Regions from separate parts of the Homo sapiens genome. Here region 2 is linked to region 1. Evidence: chromatin contacts called from ENCODE Hi-C or POLR2A ChIA-PET data. All regions are on one chromosome and are shown on one strand. The core of a region is the stretch at or near the end of the contact, and the rest is flanking DNA. Distances in the headings are between cores, read along the strand shown. Region 1 overlaps FERMT2 (FERM domain containing kindlin 2). Region 2 overlaps STYX (serine/threonine/tyrosine interacting protein).

The links. A loop is a pair of places that touch in the nucleus more often than their neighbours do. ChIA-PET counts read pairs that join two places held with the same protein, here RNA polymerase II (POLR2A). Pooled maps may share reads with other maps.
Region 2: a pooled map shows a loop between it and region 1 (6-fold over the local background). The contact joins two enhancer-like sites. A Hi-C loop is called at or near these places in 7 of 50 pooled maps. POLR2A ChIA-PET finds 5 or more read pairs at or near these places in 2 of 52 experiments (CD4-positive, alpha-beta memory T cell and PC-3).

The regions. Positions count from the first base shown.
Region 1 is chr14:52,917,068-52,920,109 of GRCh38, reverse strand. FERMT2 (FERM domain containing kindlin 2) reads left to right here. Exons shown (of 15, transcript NM_006832.3): 3 at 754-987. All of the region lies in intron 2 of LOC105370500 (a long non-coding RNA gene), which reads right to left. Among named protein-coding and RNA genes, the nearest start is that of FERMT2, 32 kb to the left of the region's middle. RefSeq lists an enhancer at 1,382-1,491. Within about 2 kb of position 1,494, at least 8 of the 41 ENCODE cell types and tissues checked have a DNase peak (open chromatin) inside an H3K27ac peak, as active enhancers do.
Region 2 is chr14:52,740,503-52,743,544 of GRCh38, reverse strand. All of the region lies in intron 1 of STYX (serine/threonine/tyrosine interacting protein), which reads right to left. Among named protein-coding and RNA genes, the nearest start is that of STYX, 12 kb to the right of the region's middle. Within about 2 kb of position 1,609, at least 3 of the 41 ENCODE cell types and tissues checked have a DNase peak (open chromatin) inside an H3K27ac peak, as active enhancers do.

The sequences.
Region 1 (3,042 bases), core at 245-2,744:
ATTACATTCTTTTCTTTATTTGGTTTCATTTAGTTGCATAAGGCTGTTAAATAGTTGAACAGATATTAATGTTTCCTGTTATACTTGTACCAAAACGTGCTCAGAGAAAAATGTTGGGCAGTGTGACTTTAGATCCATTTTCGGGGATCTATTTGGGAGAGCACATGTGGCCAGAATGTAGTTTTTTATTTTTTTATTTTTAGAGCTTTCTCTTAAGTTATAGTGTTTCTCATGGGTGTTTTCCCTGTTCCTCCTCTTCACCTAGGATATTGGTCTCTGTTCACTTTGGTTCCCCATCTTTTCACCACCCATTATTCACCTTCACACATTTCTGCAACTTCATAAACCACAGTCTGTTCAGTTTCTCATCAGAATGTTATTGTCCATTCCTATAGGACGAGTTCCAAGCCCACCAACTCCTTGTCTTTATTAATCCTTCCTATTCTAGCCCTCAGGATTCTGTTTTCTGAGAATAAGAGGGTACTTTCTCTGTCATCCATGTGTCCCATTTTGTAGTTGACTCAAACATTCTTAGTTGCCCTATATATTCTGCCTCAGCTGCCTTGTGTACTGGCTTTTCAGGACAGAGCGTGTTTTCTCAGCTGTTAATGTTTCTTTTGTACCTGTCACATAACAGTAACTTAGTAGTTAATTATTGCTGTTAAATACCCAATTATCTAGTTTTCTGCTTTTAATTTCTCAAAATCACCTTGGTGATTTTTAAGTGATTTGTTTATTGTTTGTTTTTTATAGATGTAAAAAAAGATTGGTCTGACCATGCTCTCTGGTGGGAAAAGAAGAGAACTTGGCTTCTGAAGACACATTGGACCTTAGATAAGTATGGTATTCAGGCAGATGCTAAGCTTCAGTTCACCCCTCAGCACAAACTGCTCCGCCTGCAGCTTCCCAACATGAAGTATGTGAAGGTGAAAGTGAATTTCTCTGATAGAGTCTTCAAAGCTGTTTCTGACATCTGTAAGACTTTTAGTAAGTATTACATAAATTCTTCTTAAAATACGAGTTATGTGATGTACAGATGACCGATGACTGACATAGCTTATCCCAAGGGATGGGGCATGGGCTGAACTATCTGTATATATGTATGTGTGTGAAATTTCTACTTCATTAAAGTTTTTATATTAAGATAAATGCTGGGTTAAGGTGGAACAGGAAGAACCTAGTAGAGATTCTTTCCTTACTAGAATTGTATCTGATATTTAATACTTTATTTTTATGGAGAGGTTAAAGGAACAGGCACTATTTTCAGGGGAACATACATGGCTTTGCAATGTTTCCTTCACATAAGTCACTATTTGATTTTAGTGATTCAGGCAGATTGTGTCACTTCCTCCATTGAAGGCCTGACACAGCTCCTAAGGAAATGACTATGAGTGTTGTCTTCCTTCACCAGTCTACAATTTGAACATCTCTGTAGTATTTCTATTTATGCATTCTGAAATGAGATGTGGGTTACTTTGGCTGACCCAGTTATGTCATATGACAGGAAGTATTCAACCATCTGAGAAAATGTGAACTGCTGTCACTACCACTAGTGCAGAACTCTGCTGTATTTTTTCCTATTTGAGAAATTCTTGGTTAAAGATACATTTAGTGACTTCTCATATTTTAATTCCAAATAAAGTACTGCAGTTTTTTATTCATGTTAAATTTTTAAATTATACTAGTAATTTATAAATACACTCTGTTGTAAAAGAATCAATGAATATAGACATACATAGTAAGCTCCCCCTTCCCCTAAGTAATCATTCTTGACAGTTTGGTGATTTTCTATGCATTTATTTGTCCATACATATCGGATTTTTTTTAATAAATAGGAGCATTTTATATGTATTTTTTAAACTTAGTAATGTCTTAGAGATCTTTCTATGTGTTATACATTCTTTTAAGCTGTAATTCAGAGTATAGACGTACTATTAATTTACATCCAATTACTTCTTGGCCTTTTTGGCTAAGATCAAGTATAATTTATAACCACATTTCCCTGTTAATGATCAGTTAGGTTGCTTCACTCTTAGAGCAAATGCTGCAACATTTTCAAATGTTTTAAATATTGCTGAAAACATTTGAAAATATTTTAGTTGGGCTAGCGCCAGAGTACCCAATCTTCCTTGCTGGTGTCAGCACCCACACTCACTGCTAGAGCCTGTGGGCAAATGCTGCTCCTGTACAATGCCTCAAGCACTGACCTGTGGACAGTATGGAGGTGCTGAGACTACCTACCTCTTAACCCAGAGCCCTGCCTGCTGCTTATGCCTGTAGGCTTGGAGCTTGGAGGAGTCTGAATCCTCACCCATTTCTTGTGTTTAGTTTGGGCTGTGGCTTCCCTTAAACCAATACCAACTTTTTTCTGTCTTCAAGAATCACTCATTATTTACCCTCTTACTGTAGTTTCCTGTCTCCTAGCACTGTTATGGATGTTCATCTTCCCTCCCCGCCTACAATTTTTAAATATCTTTTGCTGTCATTTCAGGGGATTCGGGATGTAGGAGGGGAGATACAGGTAGATTCACATTGCCTTTTTGATCTAATGCCCTTGAAATTTTTTTTAAAGTGAAACAGGGTTTTTATTATTATTATTAAAATAGAGAAAAATACAAAGAATACCAAATTCCCATTATCTGGAATTAATAATTGTTGATATTTTGTCATTTTGTCAAATGACAAATATGACTTGAAGTCAAAGTAATACTGGTAAAATTCTTGAGTCTCATTATCCTAACTTCCCTTTACAAAGCAACTACTATCATAAGTTCAGTGTGTATCCAGTACTGTAAAATACACAGACACACACATACACACACACACACACACACACACGTATCTCTGTGTGTATATATCCATAAACTGTATATGTTATTGCCATTACCACGTAGGTATTTTCTTACTAAGTTTTGTACGTGTGTGCAAGAATTTCTCTCGAGTATCCACCTAGAAGTAGAAGTAAAATTGCTGTTTTAAATATATACATAATTCATTTCAGAGTACTGTCAAATTGTCTCCCAGTTGGTTATACCAGTTTAT
Region 2 (3,042 bases), core at 360-2,859, 180 kb after region 1:
CAGTGGCGCGATCTCGGCTCAATGCAAGCTCCGTCTCCCGGGTTCACACCATTCTCCTGCCTCAGCCTCCCGAGTAGCTGGGACTACAGGCACCCACCACCACGCCATAATTTTTTTGTGTGCTTTTAGTAGAGACGGGGTTTCACCGTGTTAGCCAAGATGGTCTTGATCTCCTGACCTCGTGATCTGCCCGCCTCGGCCTCCCAAAGTGCTGGGATTTCGGGAGTGAGCTACTGCCCCCGGCCCAGAAAAGTATTTTTAACACAGAAGGTAGAAATAGTATACATCTATAATGAAAAGAGAGAATAATAATCCTACAATGAGAGACAGGTTTTTTTTTTTAACTAAGAGAAACAGAAAACATTTTTATTTTTAATCTTGAAAACTGTTCTCAGCAATATAGTAGTAGACTATAAACCCCGAGTAATGACAGTTTAAAAAAATCAAAAAGCCGGGCGCGGTGGCTCACACCTGTAATCCCAGCACTTTGGGAGGCTGAGGCGGGTGGATCACCTGAGGTTAGGAATTTGAGACCAGCCTGGCCAACATGGTGAAACTCCATCTCTACTAAAAATACAAAAATTAGCCAGGCATGGTGGCGGGAGCCTGTAATCCCAGCTACTTGGGAGGCTGAGGCAGGAGAATCGCTTGAACCTGGAAGCGGAGGTTGCAGTGAGCTGAGATCGTGGCATTGCACTCCAGCCTAGGCAACATCAGTGAAACTCCATCTCAAAAAAAAAAAAAAAATCAAAAGATTCATAGCAATCAATCAGAAGGAGGCCAGTTATCCTGAGCCAGCATAAGGAAGTCCCCTGTGTTTTAATACTATAAAGAAACTAACTTTGAAATGACCAATCCACTTTTTGTTTCATTTCTGCTTTATTTAGCTAGATTTTGCCTATAAATTCAACTTCCTCTGCTCAGCACACTGAAATGCCTTTTCTAAATCTTTTGATGACACACTGCCTGATTCATGAACCACTAATAAAAGTGAGTTAGATTTTTAAGCTAAATTTGTTGTAATTTTGTCTTTTGACACAGGGTAGGCCTATGTTTGGCTTTACTAGATACTGCCAAAAGTTTTGTAAAACCACTGTACACTCCCACCAGCAATGTATGGGACTTCTAGTTGTTCTACATCTTCACTACGGCCTTATTTTAAGTGGAAACGTACTTGTAAACATAAGACAAAGTCTATGATCTGCTCAAAGTCGAACTCAGATCAAGACCAAAAAGCTAGAACTCCCAAAGGCAACATCCTCAGTGAAAGATAAACTAGGGAAAGAAAGAAAAACAAAAACTCAACTCATCCCACAGAAGTGAGTACTCTTGTCCTTCCTAGCTTTGGCTCTGGGTAGGTATTGGTAGTGGTGGAGTGGGGTCTTCCTAACCACAATCTGGCATCCACTCAAGTTTGGGGTTAGAATTCAGTTACTTTTGTGAGGCCAAGTGAGAATTTAATGTAAGTGGTCCTGGGTAGATTGCATCCCTGGATTCCTGGAAGAAGCAAATGCATATTCTCTAGAAAAACACACCTTAAACCTAGATCAGAAATAATTCACACAGATAAAGTCCCAACAAGCTCACAATCAAAAACTAATTTAAAAACAGGAAATGAGCCACCACAGGAAGCAGAAACAACTGAGTTACACTTACAAAACTGCAGATATTATAAGCAATAACGAAAAATATAAAAAATTTAAAGAAATTAGAGTATCAAAATATGACCAGACTAAGAAATTGATTTTTAAAAACACAGAATATGTAGAAATAAGAAGTATAATTGAAATTAAAAATCAGTGAATAGGCCAGGTGCGGTGGCTTACACCTGTAAATTACCAAGTACTTTGGGAGACTGAGGTAGGCGGATCACTTGAGCTCAGAAGTTTACCAGCTTGGGCAACATGGTGAAACCCTGTCTCTACTAAAAATATAAAAATTAGCCAGGCATGGAGGTGGCACGCCTGTAGTCCCAGCTACCCGGGAGGCTGAGGCAGGAGAGTTGCTTGAATCTGGGAGGTGGAAGCTGCAGTGAGCCGAGATTGCACCACTGCACTCCAGCCTGGGTGACAGAGTGAGACTCCATCTCTCATACACACACACACGAAACTCAAAAGTAAAATCAAAAGATATCATTACCTACCATTAGAATGGTTAAAGTTAAAAAAATTGACAACACCAAATGCTGGTGATGATGTGGAGCAACTGGGACTCTCACACATTGCTGGTGGGAATGTAAAATGAAATGGTAAACATACACCTACCCTATTATAATATCTAGCCATTCCACTCCTAGGCTTTACCAAAAAAAAAATATATATATATATATATATAAAAACATATATCCACACAAAGACTTATACATGAATATTTATAGCAGCTTTATTTATTGTAGTCTCAAAGAACTCAAATGTCTATGGTCTCTTCATACAAAGGAATAGTAGTACTCAGGGATAAAAGTCTACGAAGTACTCATAAACACAACAACATGGATGAATTTCATTGACATTATGCTCAGTGAAGAAAGCCACACACAAAAGAGTCCATTTGCATGATTCCATTTGTATCAAGTTCAAGAGCAAGGAAAACTAATCTATGTTGATAGAAATCTGGTTTCCTATTGTGGAATGGGAGAGGAAATGCCTGGAAATAGATGTAACCTTCTATGCTAATAGAATGTTCTTGTATCTTGATGGGGTGGATTAGTGTATGTTCATCAAAACTCAATGAACTGCACACTTACTATTTGTACATTACACTATATAAATTTTACCTTTATTAAAAAAGATCAACTAGACAAAAGACAGATTACACACAAAGGAAGGACAATCAGATGGACACTGACTTCTCAATTGCATGAACAGAAGCCAGAGGACACAAATAATTCATTCATAGTGGCAGGACAAAAACAACTGTTAATTAAGAATATATGCTCGGAAAAATATCTTTAAAGAAAAAAAGTTAAAATGTTCTTTGAAGAAGGGATACTATCACTGTCTATTTTAGTCATAGAGAACCTAAGTAACTTGATTTTGGATCCAG